2 separate regions of the Homo sapiens genome follow, and region 2 is linked to region 1. A link is a loop called in an ENCODE intact Hi-C map of the cell type or tissue named here. Cell type or tissue: HepG2. All regions are shown on one strand. Links, peaks and the distances in the headings refer to the core of each region. The heading gives the core; the rest is flanking DNA.

The links. Peaks named below come from ENCODE experiments on the same cell type or tissue, not always from the same donor. Only the 100,000 strongest peaks of a DNase experiment are listed, where the experiment ranks them.
Region 2: it touches region 1 in a loop (25-fold over the local background); 3 of 110 quality-filtered maps call a loop at or near these places.

Annotation. Positions count from the first base shown.
Region 1 is chr4:103,199,378-103,215,357 of GRCh38, reverse strand. No RefSeq gene overlaps it. Among named protein-coding and RNA genes, the nearest start is that of CENPE, 9.0 kb to the right of the region's middle. In HepG2, for the core only: CTCF peaks have their summits at 7,478 and 11,043 (motif pointing left); a DNase peak (open chromatin) is centred at 7,487.
Region 2 is chr4:103,747,476-103,763,455 of GRCh38, reverse strand. No RefSeq gene overlaps it. Among named protein-coding and RNA genes, the nearest start is that of TACR3, 35 kb to the right of the region's middle. In HepG2, for the core only: a CTCF peak has its summit at 9,002 (motif pointing right); no DNase peak of the experiment used is centred there.

The DNA.
Region 1 (15,980 bases), core at 3,174-11,173:
ATAGAGGTATTATTCATTCTATCATTTTTTGTACCTGTTAACCATCCCTACCTCTTCCCCAGCCCCCTACTACTTTTTCCAGCCTTTGGTAACCAGCCTTCTACTCTCTATGTCCATGAGTTCAATTGTTTTGATTTTTAGATCCCACAAATAAGTAAGAACTTGTGATGTTTGTCTTTCTCTGCCTGACTTGTTTCACATAACTTAATGATTTCTAGTTCCATTCATGTTGTTGCAAATGACTGGATTTCGTTCTATTTTATGGCTGACTAGTACTCCATTGTGTATATGTACCACATTTTCTTTACCCAGTCATCTGTTGATGGACTGTTAGGTTGCCTCCAAATCTTACCTATTATAAACAGTGCTGCAACAAACATAGGAGTACAGATACCTCTTTGATTTCTTTTGGGTATATGTCCAGAGTGGGATTGCTGGATTATATGGTAGCTCCATTTTTAGATTTTTGAGGAACCTCCAAACTATTCTCCATGGCAGTTGTACTAATTTACATTTACAGTGTACAAGGGTTCCCTTTTCTCCACATTTTCACTAGCATTTGTTATTGCCTGTCTTTAGGATATAAGCCATTTTAACAGGGGTGAGATAATATGTCAGTATAGTTTTCATTTGCATTTCTCTGATGACTCATGATGTTTAAGCATCTTTTCACATGCCTGTTTGCCATTTGTGTGTCCTCCTTTGAGAAATGACTATTCAAATCTTTTGCCCATTTTTTTCATCGGATTATTTTAGATTTTTTCCTATAGAGTTGTTTGAGCTCCTTATATACTCTGGTTATTAACCCTTGGTCAGATGGGTAGTTTACAAATATTTTCTCTCATTCTATGGGTTGTCTCTTCACTTTGTTGTTTGTTTCCTTTGCTGTGAAGAAGCTTTTTAACTTGATGTGATCCTTCTTGTCCATTTTGCTTTGATTGGCTGTGCTTGTGGGGTGTTGCTCAAAAAATTTTTCTCAGACCAATGTCCTGGAGATTTTCCCCAAGGTTTTCTTGTAATTCTTCCATAGTTTGCGGTCTTAGACTTCAGTCTTTAGTCCTTTTTGATTTGATGATTTACATGGAGAGAGATAGGGGATCTAGTTTCATTCTTCTGCATATGGATATCCAGTTTTTCCAGCACCATTTATTGAAGGGACTCCCTTTTCCCCAGTGTATGTTCTTGGCACCTTTGTTGAAAATGAGTTCATTGTAGGTGTGTAGGCTTGTTTCTGGGTTCTCAGTTCTCTTCCATTGGTCTATGTGTCTGTTTTTGTGCCAGTTACATGCTGTTGTGATTACTATAGCTCTGTAGTACAATTCGAAGTCAGATAACATTAAAGTTTTTTAATTCAATTATTATGCTTTCCATTTCCAAGATTTCATTTTTTATATGCATATGTTCTTCATTTTTGTTTTTGTTTTTTTTTCTTGTTGTGAATTATCCCTTCATTTGTATGTTTGAGGGGCCTCAACATGTTTTAAAAGACCCTTCAGATCATGCTTTTATTTTCATTCATCTAGGATACATTGACCTTTCACTTATTGATTTTATTGGATGTGTTTCCTAAATTTAATTTTCCACGTATTTTGAAATTTGGATTTTTTTTCTCTAGTTGAAGGTTCTTGCTGATGTTCTCTTGTCTCCGCTCACCTCTCTTTTTCCCAGTAGTTTTACAGTCCAGAACCAAATATCATATTGGTTGGTCTGAGCTCCTGCCTCTCAGTACTATTGAACATAAAATAAATTAATTTGCTGCACCAGAAGGAAGCTTGGCTCAACATCTGTTCAAAACACTATATCCAGAAACCTTCATAGACTCAGGCTTTATTAAACCACAGCTCTAGGCAGATACTGATAGTAAATTTTATCAGTCTCCTCTGCTGAATAGAAAAGTTCTATTGTAGTTCCTGAATTCAAACTCAAATCTGGCTTGGTTTTCTTGCCCGACCCTTTAATTCATAGGGACTAGACTCCCAGCAGATCCTGGGCTTTAGCCTTTTCACCACTTTATACTGCTATGTCATTTCTAGTTCATAAAAATTCTAACTTAATTTTAATTTTCTCTCCTATATATTATCTATCATTGATAATAGTTTGAATACAGGAAGTGGAGTAAGGAAACCATCTTTATTACTATATAAGACAAACTCTAACTTTATGAATTTAATTGTTACTTAAAGAAATAAAACAGTATACATAATGCTTCAAAAGCAAAAACATGTTTGAGAGAGATAAAATTAAAAACTTGTACATGATTATTTGACTCTTGCTATCCAGTGGTTAAAAATATCTTAGCAAAAAAAGAAGCAAATATAACTAAGATTCGGAAAGAATGTACTTTATGGCCATTAGCAGAAAAAAATAAGAGTGGTAGAAAACAATAAAGTTAAAAGCACATTTGTACTTCAACATTTACCATTAAACACCTCAAATGTTAAGATGTCTCTGTGTGTGTGTGTGTGTGTGTGTGTGTGTGTGTGTGTGTGTGTGTGTGTAGAGCACAAAGGTCTACAAGGAATGGAGATGTACTTGAAATTTTTAATCTCTTGGTCTAAGCTATCACTAAATGTGATTAAAACAAAAAATGCATAATTAGAGCAAAATATTGTTATCTGTTTTGTTCAAAGATGCATCCCAAGTGCCTAGTTCCTGACATAAAGAGATACTCAATAATCAATCAGCATTATGTAGTTGACATAATGTATCTTGCCTTCATTAATTCAGTTGAGAAGGCTCCTGTTTTGGGGGCAACAGTTAAAGAAATAAGACTGGTTAAGTGATACAATTAGGTAGGCTAATTGTTAGTTCATGATCTTTCTTATTGTGTGATTATTAGTGGACTGAAGTGATCCTGGAGGGAAATGAAAATAAAATAATAGCTTTAGACATCCTGATTCTGGGAGAGACAGAAAGAATGTCATTTGTAGCCATCTGCCTGGAAAAGCTGATATTATCTCTCTAGAGGCACTTGCTCTAACAGGGGATGTTTAGCTCCACTACTTGCCCTCTATCTTACCGACTCCTCCCTACAATCCAGGAGAGTCCACCAAAGCCCTACATTCCTTTTTCCTTTTACTCTACATGGAGACCTCCTCTGGTTTATCTGGATAACCAGATAAATACCACTGATGACAAACCAGAGCTCAATGCCTCCAAAGGGAATGGACCATAGCAAGTCATACCTATATAGTGGGCAGCAATCCTTGTCCCATCTTTCCTAGCTCCCATTATAAGCCATTAAGTCATTCTGGCCAACTTTGTTCCCAATATAGAACACTCTAATTCAAATGACAAAGTTTGGTCAAGGTACAAAGATTGGTAAGAATGACATTGTAGTCCAGTTTGAGATACTTTCATTTTATTTTACTATTTTTTCAATTGACAAGCAAAGAAGACCCAGAACATTTGATGATGCAAGTGGATTCTGCTCTCATCTTTCTCACAGAGATGATACCAGGATTTGGTGAAGAAGCCACATGTCAAAGAATCCCAAAACTGCTGGCTTTTTAGTCAGATTCCCTTTTAAACAGGGAACATCAGACTTTGGAAAGCAGGGTGGAGTAGACTGCATTGGGAAGCAACTGTATTGACTTTTTTTATTTGGGGATGTTGGAAGATTCTCTCATCTGTGGTTCTCTTGGTATAAGTAATCCTTTATCACCTTCACTGTTTGCTCATGGCCAACTCATGCCTCAACCACCTAACTCCTGTGTTTCACTCTCCTCTGGGGACCCTTCACTCCAGGAGGGTCTTTGGGGAAACCTCCACTAAAGGAGGGTCAATCCAGCCTCCTTTTTGTGGGTCTATTTCCAGCCTATAAGAAATAATACAAGAACTAAGCCCAGTTTGGGGGTTGATCATTTCTTTTTATGTTTTCTTTTTATAACTTGTTCTATTTTTATTGAAATACTATGTGCACATAAATTTCAAATAAGTTAGTGCTAGAAGGCTGAAAACAAAAACCATACTTTACACTCCCTACTCCGCATCTACTGCCCACACCCCCTCCTCAGAGGCAAACTCTTTCAAATCTCTTAGCTATATATTATGGGCATTTAACTCTATGTTTCCAAATAGTAGATGCATAAATTCCTACAAGGTTGAGTTAGGTTGCTTCATACAGCAGCAAAAGTTGGTGGTAGGATAAAGTGATGAGTTATGATATTTCTTTGGGGGTTCCTTGGAACTTGCTTTCACTTTCAGTTAACTCTCTAAAAGTTTCTTTTAAGATGACAGATTTTCTCAGAAATAGAAAAGTCAAATTACAAACCTGTTTAGAAGAAACTAAAAAATTAACAACAGAAAGTACACTCCAGCAAAGAGCTCCATGTTACGCTATGGCAAGCTCTACTATTAGGTTCCCAGATAAACCCATAGCATTATTATTCTGTGCACCAAGAAAACTCATGATGTTCTTGCACGTTCATTTGCCAAAATATTCAGAAAATAACTTTCAAAAACCAAACCAAATAGTTATGCTTAAAATACTTACAAAAATATAAGCAATAATAAAGTTAAACCAGGATGTTTTACTGGTGAGCAGATCTCATACTTCACCAAATTTAATAAATGTTTTATTATAAAAATTCAATGTGTCTTCTTGTACTAGGATGAAGACATTGAAGGCTGTGAAAGTCAAAGGAGGCTCGGCGCAGTGGCTCATGCCTATAATCCCAGCACTTTGGGAGGCCTAGGTGGGCAGATGACCTGAGGTTGGGAGTTCAAGACCAGCCTGACCAACATGAAGAAACCCCGTCTCTAGTAAAATACAAAATTAGTTGGGCGTGGTGACATTTGCCTGTAGTCCCAGCTACTCAGGACGCTGAGGCAGGAGAACCACTTGAACCTGGGAGGCAGAGGTTGTGGTGAGCCAACATCATGCCATTGCACTCCAGCCTGGGCAACAGGAGTGAAACTCTGTCCCCCCACCAAAAAAAAGTAAACAAAACACATGAAATTGTAATCAAAATAGTCATTCTTACCTACCATGGAAATGTAAACTATGTGCCCTGCTTGTCAATTTGTTCTGCTAATTATGCAATGCCCTTCTTGGATCCTGGAATAAAATGGCATTGTTCTCAATATTACTGGCATGCACGTATTTTAGAGACTTCGTATTACCCACAGCTATAAGCCTTTTAAAAATTATATGTTAAGGCCCCTTCTACTTATACTATAACAAGTACTATTTTCAGGAAAGCAGTTACTTCATAGGTATTTTCAGCTACTTCCTTCAGAACAGAAATAACTTCTTTGGGAAACGATCATCAAGAAAAATAGGGCCTTTTATTACAAGTATTCCATTTGTTCCATTTCTTGTGAAATCATCAAGATAGTGAAGGCATGGTAACTGTATCAACAGATGCTTCAAAAGGAAGTACATCAAATGTTTTAATAGTTTGACAAATTAGAGTATAAGGAAAATGAGTTAGAGCCTACTCTCGAAGAGCTCACTGCCTAATAAGGAAGATAAAATACTCAGTCATAATACTACATATGATGCTACAGGAACTCAGAAGATAAAATAACCAGAGGCTGCTTGGAAGATAATGTCTGACCTCATTCTGGAAAAAAAATCAGCCACAGAAAGAAGGGGAGGCTGAAATACATCAGTGGAACTACTATGTCACTTACCACTTATACTAATAGTGGTATTACTGTATCTCTTGTGCATCAGTGATTAAATTATACCTGTGTGTATAGGTGTTACCTGGCCCTCTTTGCATCACCTTATGGGAATTGGGGTTTAGAAAACCAACACAAAAATGCAAATACTTTGGCTATGGCTATTGGTTTGATTAGTAAATTTTTCTTCATCCTTGTCCCAGAAGTCTTGAGTCTTCCACCAGGATTCATGAAACTGTGGCAGACTAACTTGTTAGCTTTCAAGAGGAGTAAAATTTCAGCCCTTTCAAAGTTCTTCACAGTGACTGTGTCACATATTGTTACATTTTGCTGTATAACAAACAAATACAAAATTTAATGGCTTAAAACAGTAACAACTAAAGATAGACACATTCATCAATGAAATGGAATACAGAGTCCAGGAATATAACCAGATAAGTAAGATCAAATGACTTTTTTTACAATGGTACACAAGTGATTCAATGGAGTAAAGACAATTTTTTCAACAAATGAGCTGGAACAAATGACTATCCATATGCCCCAAAGTAAATATCAACCTATATCTCACACCTTATATAAAAATTAACACAAAATAGACCATAGATCTACTTTAAAATGTAAACCTATAAAACTTTAAAAGTAAGCGTAGAAGAAAATTTTTGTAACTCTGGGTCATGCCAAGAGTTCTTAGATATTATACCAAAAGTACAATTCATGAAAGAAAAAAATTACAATCTGGGCTTCAAAAAATTATAAACATTTGATGTGTGTAAGCCACTGTTAAGAGAAAAGCACTGTTAAGAAAAACCACAAACTGAGAGAATATGTTTGCAAACTCTATATTTAGTAAAGGACTTGAATCCAGAATATATTGAGAACTCTCAAGACTCAAAAGTAAGAAAACAATCAAATTTTTTGAAGTGAGCAAACTATCTAAACAGGTACTTCACCAAGAAGATATATATATATATATGGCAAGTAAGCACATGCAAATATGCTCAACATCGTTAATTACTAAGGAAATGCAAATTAATACCACAATGATATACTACTATATACCTATTAGAATGTCTAGGGGTTTTCTTTAATGACCATACCAAACTCAAATGAGGATGTGTGAAGCAATTGGAACTCATTCACTACTGGTGGGAATGTAAGGTATAGCCACTTTGGAAAACAGTTTGGCAATTTCTTATAAAATTAAATTTTAGATATTTTATCCAAGAGAAATAAAAAGTGATGTTCACACAAAATCCAGTGTATAAACGTTTCTAGCAGCTATATTCAAAATTTCTAAGCACTGAAAACAAATGTCCCAAATGTCCTTCAGCTGGTGATTGAATAAAACAAACTGTGATAAATCCAAAAAACAGAATCCTACTCACCAATTAAAAGGAACAAAGTACTGATACAATAACACAATGAATCTGAAATCCATTAACGTAAGTGAAAGAAATCAGGCTCAAAAAGCTATAAACTGTAAAATTCCATTTATGTCATTCTGGAGAAGGCAAAAGTAGCACACAAAACAGATCAGTGGTTTCCAAATCTTGGATGTAAGGGAGGGTTGACTACAAACAAGCAGCACAAAAGAATTTTGGAGGATGATGGAACTGTTCTGGTGAGTATCACACAATTCCGTGTATTTGTCAAACTTCATTAGAACTATTCACCAAAGAGACTGAATTTTATTATTTCTCACAATTTAGGGGATCAACTGGAGTTAGTTGGATGCTTCTTTGGCTCTATGCAGCATTAGCCAGGGAAATTTACAAAGCAGCATTGATCAGAAACTGGTCTAACCTGGAAGGTCAAAGAGGCTTCACTCGTGTCTGGCATGTTAGAGCTCCTCCATGTGGCCTCGTCACGTGGCTAGCTTGGGCTTGTGAAGTTAGCCCAAGAGATTACGGTGGGAATGACTCTGCCAGCTCTGGGCCTAAACTTTCAGAGGCCTAGCAGCTTCCATCTTATTCTGCAAAGCCAGCCATCATGTAAGAAATTTAGCTATCCTGAGACTACTGTGCTAGGAAGAAAGAGGACCAGATTAAAGACGAGGGTAAATCGAATCCATCTTTTGATGGTTAGAGTGGTGAATGCACAACAGCGAGGGGAGAAAATCAAAGCAGCCATCTTTGGAGACTACCTAATGCCCAAAGGCACTAAAAATGCCCCAAAGCACTGAAAAATGTCCATTTGGTTCAGAAATTTACTTACTGTGGTGCACATAGATTAATTGTATTAACATGACAGTAGGATTGTAAGCCAAATTATAAGTATATGAAGATTAAATGGAAAACAAAGAAGTGAGACAGTAAATATAATTACTTCATAGACTAAAAGAAAGAAATGAGAAAGGCTTTCAGATACATGCAGGGTAACACAAAGAAAAGCTTTCAAATTATATATATTAAAAAAAAGACCTAAAATATTTATACACTGAGTGGACAGACCCATCAAGAGAGTTAAAAACAAAAGCCACAAGAAAGAATTAAATTTGTAAATGAAAGAAATAAAATAACAAAAGTTAAAAGAAAAAGTAATAAAACATGTTTATAACCTCAAAGTAGGGAAGAATTTCCCAAATGGACAAAAACAAGGACGCTATAAAGAAACCTTACACAAAGACAATTTAGAAGATGATGACTGACCAAATGGAAATATTTGCTAGATAGGTAATCTGTAATACTTAAAGACTTATAACACGTCAATTAGAAGGACAATCCATATGAAAAAAAACTGGGCAAAGGAGCAAAGGACTACACAGTACAAATGTACAATGCAAAAAATAAGATATAAATATTACCAATAAACAGTGATGAGATGCTCAATCCTACTAGTAATCAGGGAATTGCACATGAAAATAAAATATCTTTTTCCTATAAAATTGACAAAAATTAGAAATATTGATTTGTACCCAGTGATGATGAAGAAATGGGGAAGTGGACACTCACAGACTCTTGGTTGTAATATAATTGGTACAAATTATTTGAGAAGTAATTTGGTAGTACTTGTTATAATTCAAAACAAGCACATCATTTGAGTCGGCATTTTAGCTTCTAGCAATCTAGTTTATGAAAATAAAAGCGTAAGTATGGAAAGACATATGCAGATGGATTTTTGTATTATAAGCAATATTGAAAATTAGAAACAATCTAAATATACATAAAGAAATGATTGAGGCCGGGTGCGGTAGCCTACACATGTAATCCCAGCACTTTGGGAGGCCGAGGCAGGTGGATTGCCTGAGGTCAAGGGTTCAAGACCAGCCTGGCCAACATGGCGAAATCCTGTTTCTATTAAAAATACAAAAATTAGCTGGGCATGGTGGCGGGTGCCTGTAATCCCCACTACTGGGGAGGCTGAGGCAGGAGAATCACTTGAACCCGGGAGGCAGAGGTTGCAGTGAGCCGATATCGCACCACTGCACTCCAGCCTGGGTGACAGAGGAAGGCTCCATCTCCAAAAAAAAACAAAACAAAACAAAAAACAGAAAAGAAAAGAAAGAAATGGTTGAATAAACTATAATGCTGCCATATAATTGAATATTATGCAGCCAATATAAAAGGCAGATCTATATATTGATTTGTTAGTGTAAAAAGCAAATTTTAGATCAATTACAGAATAATCTTATTCTTGAAAATATGAAAACATCTGGTTATCCACATAGATTTATTGCATATATTCAAGAAATATAAATTTAATTAACATAGATTACCTTAGGGAAGATGAAATTTGATGACTGGGTAATAGAAGGAACATTCACTAGGCAATTTAGATAATTTTTAAGGTGAAATTACAGATGATTCTTTTTGTTATTTTCTAGCATTTTTCTGAAATAAGAGAGAAAATAACTGCCTGAGCAAGGATGTAGAGGACACTGGAGAGAAAGGAGCCAAGGACATAAATGGAAGGGCTCATCTCAGACACCACAGACACTTCACTCTGGACGTGCATGAAAAGAGGGAAGAGTTGGTGAGGATATAAATCAGTAGAAGTGCAGGAGGTAGGGTGGGAAACCTGGAAGTTGAGACATCTTGCCTGATGGTCCTGATTTCTCAATAAAGATGAAGATGAAACCTGGGCTTGAAGAAAGTGGTCAGGATTTGGAAGAATCAATGAAGAAAAGGAGAAAGGATGCTCACCAAGGATGAGGCAGGAAAAGTGCACCCCTGGAATTCTATATAGGCCTAGAAGTGGCCCTTAACTGCAAGGCAGGCTGGGAATGTAATCTTGCTTTCTGGCCAGAAAGAAGAGAATAGATTTTGGTGGGCTGCCATCATCCTCTGCCACATTGTGACTATCTTAGATTTTCTTGGTAACACAGATCACTTTTCCTACTCCCTCACAAATCTGTATTCAATTTTACACTCATCCATACTCAATTTGAACAAGTTTCCTTTAAAAATTTTTTTATTTTTTTTAACTGACAAAAAGTACTTATATTTATGGGGTACAATATGAGTTTAATAGTATGTATATATTGTGGAATGGCTAAATCAAGCTAATTAATATATGCATTACCTCACATATTTTTGTGTGAGTAACTTAAAATCTATTCTCTTAGCGATTCAATTTTCTTTCCTTAATGAAGACATTATAGAATTATTGAAGCTGAAAAAAACCCTTAGAAATTTTCTCATCCAATTATCTCATTGTATGGATGAGAAAATGGTGACACACAGAGATAAATGATTTTCCAATGCAGCATAGCTTAGAAATAGTCTTTGGACTGACCCAGGCCAGAGCAGTTCCCATGATGCCATACAAATCCCCTGTTACTGTGATTAAAAGGTGAGAAATACTATGTCTGTGATCATTACAAATAGATGTCTCCAAATAGATGTCTTTCAAATAGATGCTTTGAAAATTAGGCATTCTCTCTGTTAAACAAAAATTACTCCTATTTAGGCCATAATCCTAAGCAACTTAATGCAGGAACAGAAAATAAAATACTGCATGTTCTTACTTATAAGCAGAGCTAAACATTTACCACACATGGACATAAATATGGGAACAATAGACACTGTGGTCTACTAGAAGGGAGAGAGAGGGAGGGAGGAGGGAGTTGAAAAACTACCTATCAGGCACTATGCTCACTATGGATGATATCCATACCCCAAACTTCAGCATCACACAATATTCCCATGTGACAAATCTGCACATGTACTTCCTGTACCTAAAATAAAATTTGAAATAAAAATTACCCCATTGAAGGTGATTATATGTAATAAGTATATTACTATTAATTTTCTATGAAATGCATTAAAATGAGAGAGAACAGGTGAGTAATTTGAATTGATGTATATTTTTAATATCAGTAGCTTCTCCGAATCCTACAGTTTGCACCATATTCACACTCTTCAAAATACCATTCAAGGCTATGCCATGTTTTGGGAAAGATTACAGTGCCCTCTGCAGCTTCAGCATAAATAACACAGTTGGGGAAAAAAACAGTAATTGAAACATCAACATAAAAGTGTGTGCAATTAATATGCCTCAGAAATTCACTTTTCTTCCTAAACTGAATGAAAACACTTACATAAAGATCATATTTAAGCACAGTTCACTACAGCATGTATGACAGGTACCTTTTTGTGTAAAAGATATGCAATATAGAAAAAGATGTATATGTGTGCCTATCTGTAAATTATTTTGATGAGAACACTTTAGGAAATGGCACAGTTGCCTCTGGGGAGGTGAAATGACACCTTAGGAGTCAATGTAGGAAGATTTGTTTTTCACTGTGAATCTTCTGTTCATTTGAATCTTTTGACCATATGCAGGTATTAATCTTTCAGGTAAAAAAAAAAATTAACAAAAAATTTCGATTGCCTATCAGAGAAATGGTAGGCATCCAAATGTTAAGCCTCTCTTGCCAGAAGTTCCATAACTTTAGATAGGTTATTTAATCTTTATGCTTTCCCTTACCACTCAATTTCTTTTTATTTTTATATTTTTTAACTTTTTTTTAGTCAGATTTACTTGATCCATCTCTTTTTTATTAGAACATGTTTATTTCTTTTTTCTCTTTTTGAAATATTTTCTAGATTTAGGGGGTACATCTGTGCATGTCATGCAGTTGTGTTACATGGATATATTGCGTAGTGATGAAATTTGGGTTTTTAGTGTTCCCATAACCCAAATAGTGAACATTGTACCAAATGGTTAGTATTGCATCCCTCAGTCCCCTCACACTCTCCCACCTTTTGGAGTTGCCAGTGTCTATTATTCACTCTATATGTCTGATATGGTTTGGCTGTGTCCCCACCACATCTCATCTTGAATTTTAATCCCCATAATCCCCATGTGTCATGGTAAGGACCTGAAGTGACTGGATCATGGGGATGGTTTCTCTCATGCTGTTCTCTGTTACTGAGTGAGTTCTCAAGAGATCTGATGGTTTTATAAGTGTCTGGCATTTCCCCTGCTCCCACTCACTCTCCTGCCTCCTTGTGGAAAAGGTGCCTGCTTCTGCTTCGCCTTCCACCATGATTGTGTTTTCTGAAGGCTCCCTAGCCATGCAGAACTGTGAATCAATTAAACCTCTCTATAAATCACCCAGTCTCGGGTATTTCTTTATAGCACCATGAGAACAGACTATTACAATGTTCATGTGTACTCATTGATTAACTCTCACTTATAAGTGACAACATGCAGTTTTTGACTTCCTGTTTCTGAGTCATTTCACTTGGGACAATGGCCTCCAGTTCCATGCATGTTGGTTATTATCCTTTTATTTTATTTATTGATTTTTAATTTATTTATTTCATGAATAAGTTCTTTAGTGGTTATTTCTGAGATTTTGGTGCAGCCATCAACCAAGCAGTGTACACTGTACCCAATGTGTAGACTTTCATCTCTCACCCCCTCCCACCCTTTCCCCCAAGTCCCCAAAGTTCATTGTATCATTCTTATGCCTTTGAGTCCTCATAGCTTAGCTCTCACTTATAAGTGAGAACATATGACGTTTGGTTTTCCATTTCTGAGTTACTTCACTTAGAATAATGGTCTCCAATTCCATCCAGGTTGCTGTGAATCCCATTATTTCATTCCTTTTCATGGCTGAGTAGTATTCCATAGTATGTATACACCACAATACTCTGGATTATCTTATTAGAAGCAGCCCTGCCTCTTCACAATTTAGTCATGAAAAAGGATAATCTCTATGAGCTCAGAGCTAGATAACCAAAACAAATCTGAATGAGTAGACTCCATTTTACACACTGATTTATGTCAACTAATTTCTTTAACTTGAGAGAAACTAATATTCATGTGGTTAAAATATTGTTATGAAATAATATAAAATGAAAGGTGAATCTGTTTTCCAACTCAGTCCTTTCCCTCCAAAGAAAGCTAGGTGTATTCTGTGTATCTTTCCAGAAATTATGCCAATAAGTATTTGAGTAATACTTAAGTAATAAGTAATTTTTAATTGAACGTTTACTCTATGCCAAGCATCTTTGTACACACAGGGGACAAGGAGTAAACAAAAACTATGTCACTCTAGTGGGAGGAGACATATATACATAAATTAATACTCATACACATATTATGTCTAAAAGTTACAAATAATCTTGTAACTAATTTAAGAAGAAGATTTAAGAAATAGAAGTAACATACAATGGAGTTGGTGTTTTATAGAGAGAGAGCTATGAGAGGGTGACATTTGAGTAAACACTGGAATCAATGGGAAGGAGGGAAACATGTATATCTGGAGTGAAAGCCTTCCATCCAGACACAGCAGCCAGTGCAAAGGTCTCAAGAGGGGGTTTGTCTGGGATTCAGGAAACTGCCCATGGCCCGTGTGGCTGGAGTGGGGAGAGCAAAGGGGAGGGACAGTGGTAGGAGGTAAGGCCAGAGCACAAACAAAGGGCAAGATCATGTGAGGCTTGGGAGACAACTGAAAGACGTTGGGTTTTGTTCTGAGAGAAATCAGAGGGTGGGGGTGAAGGTGTGGCACTGGGGGTCTTGAGAGAGGAGTGACATGATCTGACACATTTTCACAGAATCATTCAAATTGCTGTGTTGAGAACAGACTGGCAGTGGGGGTGGGCAAGGGTGGAAACACTGAGATTAGCTCAGTGCCAGATGATGATATTTCGGACCAGGTAGCTGAAGCGTAAGTTGTGACAAACTTTTCATAGTCTGAAATTTTCTCAAGGTGGCCCTGACAGAATTTTCAGGTGAGAAGCTGAGCAGCATGGCTCCAGAGTCTGCACCTGGATAACTGGAAGGATGGACTTGCCAACAACTGAGAAGCAGAAAACTGCTGATTGAGCAGATTTTGAGGGGAAGAGCATGAATTTGGTATTAGACATTTTAAGTTTGCCATATATATTAGACACTCAATATGGGAGGAATTAAGGCATATGTTTGCTGTTAAGACTGGTTTTCTAGAGCAGGAGAAAATGACAAGCAGGACAGAGAGTGAGAAGGAGAGGACTGTATCCAGTGCACACATGGAGAGTTTCCAGAGTGGAAAACACACAGATGTTTATAAAGTTACAGTCTGGAAGGCGAGTATGCAAGCACAAATGCACATAGTGAGTAGCCAGATTGACAGGAATTAGGGCAAAGTCTTTTCTGGAAGCTTCTATTTTCATAGTGAAATAAAGAGTGTCTTGTTTGAAGGAATTAATGAATCCCTTTTTACCCCCTTGCTTAAAACCCTCCATAGGCTTCCCCTCACCCTTGAGAATAAGATCCAAACATTTTATCACAGCCCACAAGGCCCCATGGGTCCTGGACCTGGACCTGCCTACCTCTCTCCATTGCCACAAATGCTTCAGTCACAGGGCCCTCCCCTTTGTGTCTCAGACAGATGACAAACTCGATCAAGCCTTGGCTTCTTTGACTTACTTGTTCCTCTGTCTGGTACGCCCTTTCTCTTGTCCTCCCAAGTCTGGCTCACTCTTCTCACATAGGTTTCACTTCAAAGGTCACCTCCTCAGGTCTTTCTTGAACATCTCATCTAAAATAAACCTTCCTCCCAACACATTATTTTACTATATATTTGTTATGTATTGTCTGCTGCTTCCCACAAGAATGTGTTTCATAAGAAACTAGCACTCTTAACCCACCTTATCACTCTCTCTCTGTCTCCTGATCCTATTAATCATTACATTATGTGTGTGTGTGTGTGTGTGTGTGTGTGTGTGTGTGTGTGTGTGTAGAGAGAGAGAGAGAGAGACTGAGATTTTTCTGTATTACCCATCTCCTCTAAGAGAATAGCAACTCTACAACAACAGGTACTGTGTCTATTCTATTTACTGTTGTGCTTCCTGACCTTAGAACCGTATCTGGCACATAACAGTTGTTCAATGAATATTTCTTGATGAACAATTTGGAAAGTCAGATGAAAAAATTGGATAGAGAGCATATAATAGAGAGCCTGGCATATAGTAAATCTTCAATAAATGTCACCTGCTGTGATGATAAAAAAAGACAGTCATAGCAACGATCATAAGCACAACTATGAAAGGCTGATGACTTCTCTTTACTCGTGAACCAATCTCCTCTTGTCTCATTAGAAATTTTGATTAATCACATCTCCCTTCTTCTTCATAGGTTCCTTGCCTTCAGCTGTCTCATATTTGCCCACAATTAAAACAAAAACAACAGTTAAAATATACCTTCCTTAACTCTGTATTTTCTTACTAGATACAACCAAGTATCTTTACAGTCTAGCAATAAAAAAGAGTTGTTTATACTACCTCACAGCTAGTTAACCAAAACAAATCTTGAATGAATAGACTCATTTTTCTTTACTGTTCTTATCTATAAACTAGTTTCTTTAAATTGAAAGAAACTACTTTCATCTAACTCAGTCTACCATCTAACTCAGTCCTCACTCTGCAAGGAAATTAGGCATATTCTGTGTATCTTTCCAAAAATTATGTATGTATATCCAGACATATTCTGTGTACATAACCGTGCACCTTGAATTTCTCTTAATAAATGAAACATCTTGGATAGCTTTCTAAAGTACACATAAAAAGCTAGGCCAGGCACGATGGCTCATGCTTGTAATCCCAGCACTTTGGGAGGCCAAGGCAAGGAGGATTGCTTGAGCCTAGGAGTTCAAGACCTGCCTAGGCAACACTGTGAGACCCCACTCCCTACCCTAATCCCCCCACCACCCCGTCTCTACAAAAAAATTTAAAAATTATCTGGGCTTGTGATGTGCCTGTAATCCAAGCTACTCAGGAGGTTAAGGTGGGAACCCCACTTGGGCTGAGGCCAGGAGTTGAGCCTGCAGTGAGCTGTGTTCAGCCTACTGCACTCTAGCCTAGGTGACAAAGCAAGAACTCATGTTTATTTAAAAAAAAAAAAAAAAAAAAAAGAGAGAGAGA
Region 2 (15,980 bases), core at 4,806-12,805, 550 kb before region 1:
AATTACTTCTAATCAGATAGCTTAGATTTATTCTGGTGCTGCTGCTCACGAGCTGTGCATCCTAAAACAAATTATTCCTTCTTAGTTTTCTCATGCCCCAAAATAAAAATATGCTCTTTAAAGTATTATCTAATGCTTACTTCATAGTTGTGATGGAGCTATCAGAAGACAGAACATATGCAAGGTGGTTTTGAAAAAGGCTGGTACATGGAAAGTTCTCAAATTCTAGATGCTATTGTCTTCACCATAATTACAGTTACCAGTTTTTTCCAAATAATAAATGTTGGTAGTTGATGAGCAACTAACTTGTATTATGTTAAGTCTACAATTAGAAGTTAATAGATCCTCTCTGCTTACTCTGAAATAGTGGTGAAGTTAGAAATAGTAAGTCGTATTTGACTAATGGACCCATAAAGGCCCATTTAACTAATACTCACCCTCCTTCCCTCAAAGGAGGCCTCAAGAGAGTTGAAATCACAGGGTAATGAGCGCCAAATAAAACCGAAGCACACTCCAATATAATTGGATTTGAGCATCAAACTCTAATTTTAGGAATAATGTGGAAATGGGTTAGAATATTGGCTTATGTTAGAGGATTTAAGGAACTTCTCCACCTTCTAGGTCTCGACTTGAATCTTGAAAGTTAATTTGGCTAATAACTTTGAAGAGGGTAGATGATAAAGTGAGATGGCATGTTTATAATTCTTTTATTCCCATCAAGCAGGAGTTACTACAGATTGGTCATATTTAAAGACTCCACTTGGGCAATGGTTGTAAATCACTGGAGCCCCTGAATTAGAAAGCCATGAACAAAGATATGGAGCTCCTCTTTGGTTGAGAGAGGGACTAATGAGATTTTAGTGCAATTTTTCTCCCTTACTTGCTATAGTGGACTATGTAAGAATAAAAGAATTACAATACATATCTCCTTCTCTCCAAAGCTCATCGTATAATTTAGAATCACTCAAATTACAATTGCTGTATAACAAAAAACTTCAAAATGTAGTTTAAAACAATTATTTTATTGTCATGGATTTTGAGAATCAAGAATTTGGACAAGACCTAGCAGATATGGCTGGAAAGATTAAAAAGCCTACACTGACTTGACAACCTGGGACTGGAATCAGCCGGAGGTTTACTCACTCACATGTCTGGCAATTTATGCTGGCTGTTGTGGGGTTTCACATGGCTGGCTGAGATTTTTCACATGTGATGTCTGCATGAAGCCTCAACTTCCTCACAATATGGCTTTAATGGTAAGGGGGAAAATAAGCATGTATATTTATAGCAGTAATATTTTTCTTATAGGAGAAATCACAGTCTAGTGCAACATTTCCATGTTACTCAGGCAACTAGGAAGGTTTTCTAAAAGGGCCAAGGTAGGTTTTCCCAAATTTTCCACATTTATGAGTATATAAAATACTGATGCCACTTTGACATACACTTTGGTAGCACTGTGTACATCTCTTTTTCACTATTTTTGTTGCCATTATATTAACTCATTTAGTGGCCATTTTTCCTGTTAAATCACAGGTTAATGAAATCCAGGATCAGGAATATTATTTACTGTAATATTTGAACTGTGTAATATAGTGTTTCATATAGATGGTGGTAAATAAATGCTTGAATTTGAATGAAAGAGTAAACCACAAGTTACTAGAAACAAATGACTATTTTCTTGAAGCACACATACAGAATAGATTAATTTGTTATTTTTCTGAAATCCCAGGGGGAAAAAGACGAATTTAAAATACTGCCTTCAAATATTAGCTTGAACCAAAGAAACCTAAGCACTAACTATATATGGGCTGAATTAATGGCCTGTATAGTTTCTTGATGTTTAATAACTAAGCCATGCAATAATTGTTGCATTTTTATTTATTGTAGAGCTGTTATATTAGATCACAAATAAAAGTAATTACTTATTTAGCTATTAATAAATGCCCCCAGGATCATTGTCAACGTATATGGAATAAAAATGAAATTAGATTTCTTACCATATACAACATGTAAAAAATAAATTCCTGATATAATAAAGACCTAAATTTGTAAGATGAAATCAAGACCTCATTTTTTAAAAGAATTTCATAAAGAAGACCCAAGAACAATTACAAATGAAAAGTTAGACTGTTCTACACATTAAAATAAGACTTTTAAAAACAAAGACACTATAAAACTAAGTAAAAACTGAGCACAGCAGGTGAGAGATGTTATCTGTAATACAGGCAACTAATAAGGATTAGAATTAAGAAAATATAAAGCATACTTGTAAATCAATATAAACAAACACAAATACAAAAACTAATAAAGAGATTTTAATAAAACTATCAAAGATGGATAATGCCCAAATGACCAATAAATGTATAATAGCATGTAAGCATTAACAAGCTAAATTGTGATATCATTTCACAACCAAGCATTTGGCACACATTAAGAAGTCTGATAATATAAACTATTGAGAAAGATTTGGAGAAATTGTAACTATCGTTTACTTCTACGGAAGTTTGATTCAAGCTTTAAAAAAAATTCTAATTACCTGGAAATATTTAAACTCAATGACACAAGTAATTCTACTCGTAGATATATATGGCAGCAAAATCTTGTACAAATTCACCAAGATAGGGAAGCAAAGATTTTTTAATATCAAAATAAAAGAAACCACAAATCCATCAACAATATAATGCAGAAATAAATTAGGGTTGTATTAGTCCATTCTAATGCTGCTAACAAAGACATACTCCAGACTGGGTAATTTATAAAGGAAAGAGGTTTAATTGATCACAGCTCAGCATGGCTAGGGAAGCCTCAGGAAACTTACAATCATGGTGGAAGGGGAAGCTCATGTCCTTCACATGGTGGCAAGAGAGAATCATGAAGCATTTTCATGATTCTATTACCTCCCACCACATCCCTCCCATGACATGTGGAGATTATGGGAACTACAATTCAAGATGAGATTTGGGTGGGCACACAGCCAAACCATATCATTAGTCTAATAATTAGATACTGCAATATCACACAGTAGAAAAAAATGAATAAATTATGTGGAGCAACATAAGTGAATTTCCAGAATTTTATGTTGAGTAGAAATATACAACTTTCAGAAGTATACAATGATTTCATCAATATAAAATTAAAAAATATCCAACAATAATCAATATCTTGTTTAAAAATACAAATAAAATTATTTTAAAAATAGTGATAAACAGAAAAATTAGATAAATGATTAATCCAAAAAGGAAGAGCTATGGATGGGATTGGTGAGGGGTACCAAGTAAATGATGATGTTCATTTCCTAACTGACTGATGAGTACATAGTTGTTTGTTGTATTGTGATTCTTTTTCCTTATATGTATTTTATAAGAATTATTTTGTATCTACTCAACATTAAATAGAAAGTTCCAAAACAAACAAAAGGTATAGCATATACATATTTTCTTTTAATTGGCCTCAAACTTGTGAAGTCTACAACATGATTTCCATTATTATCTTCTACCAATGGAAAGAGGGTGTGTTGGTTTCCTGTGGCTACTGTAACAAATTACCACAAATTTGGTCACTTAAAACAACAAAAATTTATTCTCACAGCTCTGGAGGCCAGAAGTCCAAAGTTAAGGTGCCGGCAAGATCCCATTTCCTCTGCAGCCTCTGGGGGACACTATGTCTTGCTTTGTCTAGCTTCTGGTGACTGTTACCATTCCTTGGAAGTTTGTGGCCACATTATTCCAATGTCTGTCTTAGTCTTCATATCATCTTGTGTGTCTGTCACTTTGTCTGTTTAAGGATACACAATGATCTTAAACACAATCATATTTTGCCATATACAGTAATATTCATTTTTATACCATGTAAAGTCATATTTACAGATTCTAGAGATTGAGACATAAACATACATTTGGGACCACTGTTCTGTACATTACAGTGTGGGATATATTTTATTATCTGTTCATCTCTTTAAGTTTCATGACGTGATCCAAATGACTTGATAGATTATTTCAGAGTTAATGAAACTAAGTCAAGAATAACATCCTTAAAAATAGAAACTACTATTTTTTTCTTATACAAAAATGCTGTCTTAGAGCAAAAGGGCTACTGTACAGTATAGAACCTGATATTCAAATAGGACTTTTTGACAAAGAATGATTACTTTGTTGAACGATGTACAGATAACATACTAATTGTGGGAAATAGCATTGACTAGAAACATTTTAGTCTGTTAAATTGACCATTCATTACTACATTTAACAGTAGCAGAGATGCGAGGTTTAAACCTCATATTCCCTTGATGCTCCCATGTGATAGTCTATATTAGTTCCTAATAAAAATATTTCACACATTTTCCCTTGAGAAAAGCTTTATTACATAACGGTGCCATAAAGTTATGGTTACCAGAAATAGAAAGAGACATATCAGAACTGTTTTGGGCTGTGCTTCACTAAGTACAAAGGAAGGTAAAATTCAATTTGGGCCAGGTTTCTAAGAGAACATTACTGAGAAAGAAGTGTGAAAAGAAAAATAAAGAACCATAAAACATATTTTGACAGTTCTCCATGAAAAACCATAGTAGAGCAGTAAATGTCTGCCTCTTTATAAGGTGTCAGTATTTTACAAAATTCTATTAAGATAAAATACCCACATCAGAGGGAAAACAAGACAGTGAAAGGATCTTTTTCTGAAACAGAAAAAATCAGCATTAAATCATTGGAAAGTGTTGCAAATCCCATTTATTTTTCTCCACATCTCTTGTATATCAGGGATTTGTCCATTCCATTCAGAATTCAAAGTAAATACAGACTGTCTGCATTTTATTATATAATGCCTTGTCATGTTGACAAGTTAATAGGGTTGGTCCTGAGAATATTATAAGGAAAGAATTTCATCTTTTTCAGGGTGACAGCATTCTTTATTATCTAGTCTATCCCAAGCCAAGGACAATGAATCATAAGTGCTGGTATGCTAAAGCAAATTCTGCCATATACAGTGTGCTCTGCGCTCTTTGGAACCAAATTGGCAGTACTGAGAATGTCAATAACCACAGCTGGCAGCTTTTTGCATCTTTTCTACATTACCTTAGACAATTGTGATTTAGAAGAATAGGACAATCATGTTTTTAAGGGCCTTATAGTGGACATCACCATATCTGAATGACTCCTAGTACACTTTCCAGACCTTCGAATGCCTCTGCCTGATGACTGTTTCTCCTGGGATTTTAGAAACTGGTATTCTTTTGCTGTTCTTCCTATACAAAAAGCATGAAATACTGAGAAAACATTCTCCAAGGGCATCCCTCAAACTATGGCTCTTGAGAATTGGTGCATTATAGAGCAATTTTCTTGGCCCTTTGGACATTTGGACATTTTCCCAGATTTCCCCCATAACAGTAAGCTTCAATCATCTACTGGATAGCATATGGCCTTCCTCTCCTTATATTACCTTCTCAGCTCCCATCAGGGATCCTCATACTTTCCAATAAACTACTTACACTCAAAACCTTATCTCAGGGTCTGTTTTTATGACAATCCAAACTAAGACAGGCTTTACTTTCTAGGTGAGGACACAAGAAAAATCTTCAGAACATAAGAAAAAGTGAAATAGAAAGTAGAACAGAGATGGTTAGTACACAGATCTAACATCATTTCCATATCAGGTTTCACCACATTCTATATTTGATGGTTTGTGATGTAGTTTGAATATAGGTTCCTGCCAAATCTCATGTTGAATTGTAATCCCAATGTTGGAGACGGGACCTGGTGGGTGGTGTTTCAGTCGTGGGGACAGATCCCTCATGGCTTGGTGCTGTCCTAGAGATAGTGCATTCTCACAAGATCTGGTTGTTTTAAGTGTGTGTTTGCTAACCCCCAACTCTCTCTCTCGCTGCTCCTCCCACTTTGCCTTCTGACATGATTGGAAGCTTTCTAAGGCCCCACCAGAGGCTGATGCTGGTACTATGCTTCCTGTATAGCCTGAAGAACAGTGAGCCAATTAAATCTCTTTTCTTGTAAATTATCATCTCAGGTATTTCTTTATGCCAATGTAAGAATGGCCTAACACAGCTTGTAAACTAAATTTTTGTGGTACAAAATTTCATCACATGACACCCTGTTGTTCACTATGAGACATTCACAGTAATATAATTTCAATTCCTGCAATATTTCAAGTGCTTTCTAGACTCAGAGCCAGTATACACAATGAATTTTCTCCCCTTTTTTACAAGCTTGATTTTCATGAGATTTAACTTAAATGTTGTGACAGACAAAGTAATGGTCTACCAAATGTTCACATCGTAACCTTAAGAAGCTGTAAATATGTTATCTTATATGGCAAAAGGAGTTAGGAGATCTAATTAAGTTAAAGATTTTGAGAAAGGGGATTATCCTGGATTATTATATGAGCCTGATGTAACCACAAGGATGTTTATAGATGAAAAGGGAGATAGAGATGAATTTGATTATAAGAGGTCAGAATGATTCAATGTGAAAACTCAACCTATATTCAATGGTGCTGAAAGTGGAAGAAGGCAGCCATAAACCAAGGAATGTGGGCAGTGTCTAGGAGCTAGAAAATATGAGGAAATGGATTCTTGCCTATAGCAAAGAGAAAAACAGCCCTGGTGACACTTTGATGTTCACTGAGACATTTTTGGATTTCTGAACTTCACAAGTGTGAGAAAATATGTATTGTTTTAAGCCACTAAATTTGTGGTTGTTACAGAAGAAACAGGGCACTAATACAAATGCCAGTCTTTCAAAGAACCATTCTCTGATGACCCTATCTGGTAAAAGGTCAGCTCTGCCTTACCACCACCATTCCCAGCACCTCCATTATTCTGCCACATAGATCTATTGTCTGTTTCCTATGTTACACATATTGCAGTGTGTAATTTCTTACTATTGTAAGCTCCAAGTGAGCAGAAATCTCACTGGTCTTCATAATGTTTACATCTCTAGCCCCTAGAGAAATGCCACACACAGATGGGCATTGAATGGATATATATTTAAATGACTAAATGACTAACTGCAATAAATAAAACATTTAATTTTTTATCAAGTCTAGAACTGTGTTAATGGATTTTGTTAGAATTAAAATAATTTGGGTTTCTCCATCCCTTAAATTTGACAACAAATCTGTTCAAGCGTTAAATTTAGAATAGTCCATGAAACAAATATACAAGTGTTTGACAAGGACTGTGATCTTAATGAGCTAAAAAATGATTCAATACAGAAAAGCAGATTTGTGTCATAAAGATAATTCTAAAACCTTTACTCTGTTACATAAAACTAAGAACCATTTAACAGTAATATACTAAATGAAATAGACTTTGGTATTTTTATAATAAAATCAATCTACTAAGAGGATTTCCTGAGATCTCTTTATCAGGTTTCTACCAGAAAATGTTATAGACACAGAATGTTTTAAATAGTTGTAACCTTATGGAAAGATATTATATAGTATTTGTGTATATCAGTGTTGTCTTTAGTTTTCTATGATTATCAATTGCTATTTTTGTTGCTTTCTAATTTTTGCTAGCCTAATTTTATTAAGAATTATTTCCTCAAATGTTAATCATTGAGAGTTATTTACTCCGGAATTTTTTATGAGTCACACAAGAGTCAGGTGTTGCCTATGTTGTATTTCTTTCTTCCATGTAAATTGGTATTATTTAACTTGCAACATACCATCAAGATTAATAAAAGTATAGTTTTGTGTTCATAAGAAAGGTTTAAGAAAATTTTTTATTCCTCCAGGTTTGTTCTTTTCTAGTTATTTGCTACTACCAAACTTTGTTTCTACCAGAAATAAAAAATGAGTGTAGTAAATTAGTCATGAAGATATTGCCTTTGTTTCAACTAAATGACTTCTGGGGGTGATGAAAAGGAAACATAATGTAAACAATTCCCTAAAGAAAACAAAATACAAACTGAATTCATTCTCTGTAGCCACAGTGCAATATCTGTAAGCATTAGTTAGTAATCAAAGCCATAACATTTTTTGAATCACTAATAAGCACAATGTCCAGCAAATACTAGATACATAATACACATTAAAATGGTTTTTGCATTACTAGAATGAGTAACATGGATGTGAATTCTCATTACACAATTGTTGTAATTGCTAGAACTGTTTGTACAAGAATCTGGAGCATTCTAGTTATATTTTAATACATTTTAAGAACAATTTTAAAGTGTAACTATTTTTGTGGGGTGACAGGTAGCTGGAAAAACACTTGAGGAATTGTAGACAGTTTTGACATGGCATTACTCTCTCTCTGGGTGTGAGTAAGCCTGGGCACAAGCTGTATGTATAGTGTTAGCAGGGTAATTATACCTCTTACAGACAATAGTGGCTCCAAGCCAATCATGAGCTCACGTGTATGATCGCCTAATGTGCCTCACATGGTTACATAATGTGCAGAGTTGTGTGCCTGTGCTCCAAACCCGCTGAGTCATGCTATGCCAGAAAGCCACCTTGGCCTACTCCTGGCTAAACTGCAGTCATTTCCCTTGCACTCCACTCCCTAGGCCAAGGGCATTCTCCAGGCTGGGACACATGCCCATAGGGTGAAGCCCTGAATCCATAACCCACAACAATAATACAGAGAACAACAGGTCACTGCTAGGATCCCAGCTATGCTATTATTAGGGCCCAGCATAGGCCAGAGCCTAGGGATGCCCACCATCTCTGCAGGGATTTGTGAGTAAGGCTCTCAACCACCTTAATCTCCCATGAGACCCCTTGTAGGGCTGCTGTTATGTTCTGCCCATGGTCAGGGATAAAGGTATAACACTGTGTTCCTACAAGGGCACAGGTGCCTCCTTGGGCAGCAGTTATTATGTCTAAGGCTATTCGATTTTGCAACACAACATTTCTGATCTGATCAACCTCACCTGTTAACAGGACAAGGGCCACTGGAGTGTAATTCAGAGCCCAAGCAATGTGCTCTGCAAGAGTAGTAACTTGTGCTTCTATAGTTATGAAACATTACCAAGGGGTAGAACCACCAGGGGGCTCATTGCATTCAATAAAACCAAGAGCACAGCTCCTCCTAGTTATACAGGTGTCTGGCAATGTAGGGAGAACAGTGGCAGATAAATAAGGCCATCCCCAGGGACAATATCCAGTCCAGTCCACTGGTAGGTAAGGCCACCCTGTGTCCTCAGAGACCCATAAACTCCCAGGGGGCACAAAATCCATCAGGGCCTGGCCTTGGTGGGGCTGCTTGTTCCACCATACCTTCAGTGTGATGACATGTGTTATGTTTACACAGGCTGTGACAGATACCTATCCCACAGGGGTGTTACCCCAGTGTCGCTGTATGCGCTGCAGTGCATGGGCTTGGGGTATTACATGTGCCCCCGCTAGCCAGTCCCACCCATCATAAACGCTATGGGCCAGCCGTGGGGAAGGCACACTGTGGGTCTTACAGCATCCTTTGTCCAGAGCTTGTCCAGGCATCAGCCATGGGACCCCAGTCTCCAGCCATGTCCAGTCCTCTGAAGACGCTGAATGTATGTGCCAAGGCAAGCCTTCTGCAGCTGGTACTGGAAAGGCAGGGCAGATCTAACAGATGGAAACATTGGCCACCTCAGCATAGTTGTGGGCCCAGTCCAAATGCAGTTGGAGCATGTTAATCTATGGTCAAAATGACAGAGGAAGCACAGGTACTAACAGAGGTAAATCACATCCTTCAGGCAAAATAAAGGCTAACCTTTTATATTAGTCCATTTTCAAGCTTCTGATAAAGACATACCTGAGACTGGAAAGAAAAAGAGTTTTAATTGGATTTACAGTTCCACATGGCTGGGGAGGTCTCAGAATCATGGTGGGAGGTGAAAGGCACTTCTTACATGGCAGTGGCAAGAGAACATGAGGAAGAAGCAAAAGTGGAAACCTGTGATAAACCAATCAAATCTCATGAGACTTTTTCACTATCATAAGAATAGCACAAGAAAGACTGGACCCCATGATTTAATTACCTCCCCCTGCATCCCTCACACAACACGTGGGAATTCTGGGAGATACAATCCAAGTTGTGATTTGGGTAGGGACACAGCCATATCACCTCTCATCTCTGGATAACAATGCAGCCACCAAAGGCTTTTGCCCTGGGCAATGGTACCACACCTTTTCAGCTCCCCATGGTTCCTTTGAGTCCTGTATGTGTGCCAAAGTCACAGGGGAGCTCATAATAGGCCACACAGGCAGTACGTTTGTTCCTCAGAGGAGGGTTTCTTCCCTGGCCCATTTCCCTATGAACAGTCAACCGTGGGGGCCATGTATTGAACACCCAAGGAGTGACATGCGAGTCATACTGTAGGCCCTCCCCCCAGTGAGCTACAATAGCCAAGCACCGGCAGTGGGGTGCCTGGAGTGTCCATGGCCACAGCCAGGTTTTCTGTAACCCTGCCTTCAGGGGTGTTGTGACAGGCAACAACAGGTTACCATTTGTCCCCATACCTGGTGGGAGGTGGTCATCCTTGGTATGTATCTGCAAATGAATGGGGGTGGTGGCCTAGTGTAACAAAGCCTCCACTGGGGCTGGCCTATCTTTCTGTGGCTGTTCATTCAAGGTTTGGAGCAGTAGGTCCAGCCTGGAACTCCAGCCCCACCAAGATGGGGAGTGGCATGCAAGTGTAACCCATTCTTCAACAGGCTGTAATATCACTCATTCATACCTGCAGCTTGTGGGTTGTATGGCATTTTATGTCCACTTGTTGTGCCCATTGTTGTACCAGTTATCCAGTGAAATGTGTTTCACTATCACTCTCAATGGACAGAGGGCAACCATACAGGGCACGTAAGTGTTGTAGGACTCGAATGGTATGATGTTGGTCGGCCGCCCTGCAGGGGTAGGCGAACAAGCCTGTGGCCACGTCTACAGCTGTTAACACATGCATATACCCTTGTGACTTCAGCAGTGGCCCGATGTAGTCTACTTGCCACCTGGTCAAGGGCACTCACCGTATTGTTACTCATTGTGTAACACTGGGCTGCTGCCTCCATTTAGGGTATGCCTGAGCACATGCTTGGCATTTCTGACAAGCCTCCCAAAGGTCTTGCTTGGTCAGGGACAGACCCCAACACTAATTGACCTGTTGCATAAGTTTAATTCCCATATGTCCCAATTTCTGGTGTAGCCACAAGGCCACATCTCGTGTTGGTGCTGACTCTAGCCATTGGAACTTGGCCAAGGCATTTGCCTTATCATTGTTGGGGTTGCAAAAAAGCATATGGCCTGGCACATGATAAATAATTACCTCTTTCTGATGGCCCATTTTCCAGAGGTCTTGCCACATGGCCTGGCCCCAAATGAGTCGGTGGCCAACTAGCTACTTCTGTATTTTCCAGGTACTTAACCACAAGGTTAAGCTTTGATAGACTGCCCAGTTATCAGTACAGATTACCAAAGGTGTCACCTCCTTGGTGATCACCATCCATACTACTCTAAGTTCAGCCCATTGGCTACTTTGTCCACACCCAGTTTCAAACCATATGGTGTCAGTAGTAGACTGGACTGCAACAGTGGTCCAGGCAGCAGTAGCACTGAGGCAGAGCCATCTGTGTACCATGCCCCATTGGGAATGTGGGGATTCCCTTCCTTAAACAGTGAAGGCTCAGGGTCTAGTGGTGCCTCAGGCCCCATGGCCTTATCTTGCATTAGGAATACAGGTCTCAATACATTGGTTATTTTTAATATTGTTTTAGATATTGTCTTATTGTCTCCTTTGTTCTTTCCCTGAAAAACTAGAAACGATTAATTTACTGTCAAAAAAAACTATTTACAATAAAGAAAATATTTGAAACTATTATCTGAACAAATAATGAATATACTAAATCTAATGGCTAGAGGATATTAATTAGTAAATCAGTAGTAATATGTTTCACTTATAAAATACCTGATATTACATGAAATTTAAGATGTAAAATGCCTTGCATCATAAATTGATCATTTTAGTGTTGAATAGGTATGTCTGCTTGCTGCACTCATCAAAGGATATGAAGCACACTGATCCACAGATAAACGAGCTTAGACAATGGACAATTTTGAAAACATTGTCTCATCAGTGGGCTGGGGTTCATCCACCACTACTTAATATTATTTTTTCCTGACCCTTACAATCTTTGTTTATGTGGCCTTGCTTTGCTCTTAACCCTCTTTGTTCCTTTATGCAATTATGCCTTACACTCTTCCACACAGCACAGTCTTTTGTCAAAATGTTATCCAAATAATAGAATTCCATTTGCTTCCTCTGGAGTACCCACATCTGCAGACTGTCCGTGTATTTCTCACTTAGCAACTCTGTCTTATTCCCTTCCTTGCCTGGCAGGTATAACAAAGTGTTTTAAATACACCATGGCTTTTCTATTTCCATTTCAAGCATACACAGTTAAATATAAACTTTCTTAGAAATTGTCTTGATTTTAATGATCTTACCTGAAATGTATTACATATTTCACTTAATCATTTTAGCATATTAACAATGTTTTGTTATTCAATATTAAGGCACATGTGTACATGTATATATGCATTCCTTGAAAATCAATACATAACAAGCAGCATTACTTTGACAGTACAAAAAAGCATGGCAGAAATACATGAAGCATATTCTAAAAATTCATTAGAGCTGTTCTAGTTTCAGCTCCAACATGTAAAGATTTTAGAATTCTTTACTTCCATCCTTACAATAAAAAAGCTATGACTTTGCAAAGGCCCATTAAAGAACTAATGTCATAGGCCAAATGCCACTCCAAAATCTGGAGAGAGAGGGGCATCCAAAGAAATAAAGCAACTGAAAGTTGCTTACCTGGAGCAGAAACCTGTGGAAACAAAAACTTGAAGAAAAATAGTAATTTTGATAATTGATGGAGGCTGAGTATGGACTACAACGGGAATGGGGCTGTAGTCTTAGAATAACCTATATTTTGATGGACTCTCCTTCCAAGAACCCTTCCAGATTTTCATTATGAGGAGCCAAAAAGATCTCCTTGCTGTTCTGGCAGAATGAGGGAAAAGAGTAACCTTCTCATGAAATACTTCCAAAGTCTCCTCTAGACAAAATCCTACTTTTTACGAGAAAAAAAGTATGCCAGATCACAATTCTGAAACCCTATCTCAACTGGGAGAAAGGGATTCCTATCTACATACCCACAAAAATTAAAAATAAAAGAATTTTTTAAAAAACAAACAGATATTCTTCAGGGAATATTTAGATTAAATAAAAATAAAAATTACTAAACTATCTCAAAAAAGAAGTTGGAGTGATGCTGAGGAGGGGAGAGTAAATTATAAAAGATCTAATACTGAGGGTGGAAAGGAGAGAATGAGGAGACAAAGACTGAGTCACACCTATTGCCCAGTGACAGTGCCAGCCCCCACATAGCTTCCTAGATGACAGAAAGATGATCAGATATATGTGTCACCAAACACCAGAGCAAGGAGTAAGTCTCCTTGCTCACCACAGAGAAAGCCAATCACTGAGACGATGTGTATTGCTAAGAAATAAAGTTTTATTATATTACCAGTGACATCAGCCAAAGAGACAGGAGTCAAACCTCAAATCCATCCCCACTCTTCAACTAAGTTAAGTGTTTTTATAGCAGGGAAGGAAAACAGGAGGAGCAGGGTGAAGAGTTGATCAACAGGAAGCAGATGACCAAATGTAGGGTCAAGCACCTCATTGCAACTATGTGTGGTAAGATAGGAATTAGTAGGGTGAAAGGAAGAGAAATTGGCCAAACAGACTACAGGCACATCTCATTGAGTGTAGTGATCTAAAAGCCTCAGCTCCTTGATATCATACAGAAGGCCTGATTGTCAGTTTCCTGAAAAAAGATGTAAGGTTAAAATTGGGCTGGTTTCAGTCTCCCCTTTTACTTATCAATTTCTCCATCATGGCGAATAAGGTCATCAACTTTTTTGCCTGGTTCATGCTAGGGATGGGTATCATGGGATAATTGACTTAGCTAGAGTCCTTGTCTGAGTTCTAAATATTAATTTAAGGCCATTCAAGGATTCACAAGACCATGGCTATCCCCTGGAGGAGTCCCAGAGGAGCAGGTTTTACCCAAGCAGTGAATCCATGGCTTAACACTGCCTAACTTGACAGATGAGTGGGTGGTCAGCAGCACCGAGAAGGGGCTGACCCTGTTGTTGCAGACGACCTTCAGCCTGGTGGATTTCCAGGTCTTCAGCAGGACTTGTTCCCCGGGTTTCAGAGTGAAGAGGCACATCCATAGGGAACTGGAGTCTTTTGGAAGCAAACTCAGAGAGACTAATTAATGTGTTTCATAGTTTTTTTTATATATAATCTAGCTTGTTTCAGAGGAAGAAAAATCCTTAAGTGACAGGTATTCCACGAGACAGAGAAATGATCTCTCATACAACATTTCAAAGGGGTTAAGAGCCAACCCACTTCTGGGTGATACTCATTCTCGGCAGGGCAAGAGGCAAGATTTTTATGTGTAAGATTTGTTTTTTGGCATATTCTAGAAAGATTTCTTTAATGTCTTACTCATTCTTTCAGTCTTTCCAGAAGATTGCACTCTCCAAGATGAACATAGTTTTTAATTAATACTCAATAGCTGTGATAATTCTGGAGCTACTTGAACTACAAAAGTGGCTCCATTTTCACATTGGAGACAGGAATTATCTCCTTCATTAAAGGCTTTACTTTGATGGCTTTGGTAGCTTTCTCAGTCCTGATAGGGTAAGCCTCAATCAGGCCTGTAGAGGTCGAGTCAGTTGTTGTATCTAACGACAAAGGAAGGGGGTATAATGAGGCATGTTTGACTTCTTATCCCATCGTGGCTGGGAACTCAGTTGTAAGGTTTTTCTGGGGTTCTGTTGGCCACAAGTAGGTCCACTTAGTCAGTGGCAGAGGGACTTAGGATTTTATTTTTACTTTGTATTTCCCCCTCTTGGCCAAGATTTGCCAGAGTCAGCATCAATGGCTAAGGTTTTATTTTGTCCCATATCATTGCCAGGTGGTGTGGCTACCTCCCCCAGGTCTATCCTGGCCCTTAGTAGAACCCCTATGGCCAAAAGACTTATCCCAATTAAATGTCCTAGGTCAGACAAGAATGGAGATGGGCAGGTATTCATTAACCCTTAAAACCTTTTAAGCAACATAAAAGCCAAAACACAGAATTCAAAAAGTAAGTTTACAGAATTGATTTCTAGTCTTAGATACTGACTTGTAGCAATTATTTATACAAAACATAAGCACTTTGTTAGACTCATTTGAGTTAAGGAATGTAGAGAGGCAAACTTCCTTAATTTGTCAGCTATTTAGGCATTTGTGTGCCTGAACACAATTGATTTGGAGGGCCTGAACTAATTTTATCCCTCAAAATCAGCCCTTAAGATCCTCCATAATAACCTCTTCCAATGGGACTGGAGGGATTGAAGTTTTAGTTTCTGGCCCTGTGTCTCATTAAAGTAGTTTGATTGTCATCTTCTCCTGGGTTTGAAGAAGAGGCTTTGGCTGGTGTCAATGTTCAACATTTAGCAGGAGTTGGTGCCATTTTTCAGACCCAGGAGTCAAATCCTATTACAACACAAGGATTAGTTGATAAGATGTTTATCAAAGATGTTGAAAGCCTCAAAACATTTGCTCAAAATGGAATCACAGGTCATTACAAAATAATATTCATTTAACCAAAGTGATAATCAAAAGACTTTAAGAGCAATATAGAAATAAAATTACAGTAAAAGAGCACTCTATTGATAATGTGTGAGCAGAAACTTATCTTACAGCAAAGTAGTCTATCTACAATATAAATGATCAAGTATAATATAGGCACTTATGCTAAGAACAGAAGCCAATGTTCAACGAATATTTAGACATAACATTTAGAAATTAGTGGTTCAGTTTACTAATACTACAGAAAGCCCTATTATTCTAACACATCACAAATTGAACACTAGTTTCACATCTAGTAGTTATTGCCTGCAGCACATCAAACCATTGTATTAAAGTGGT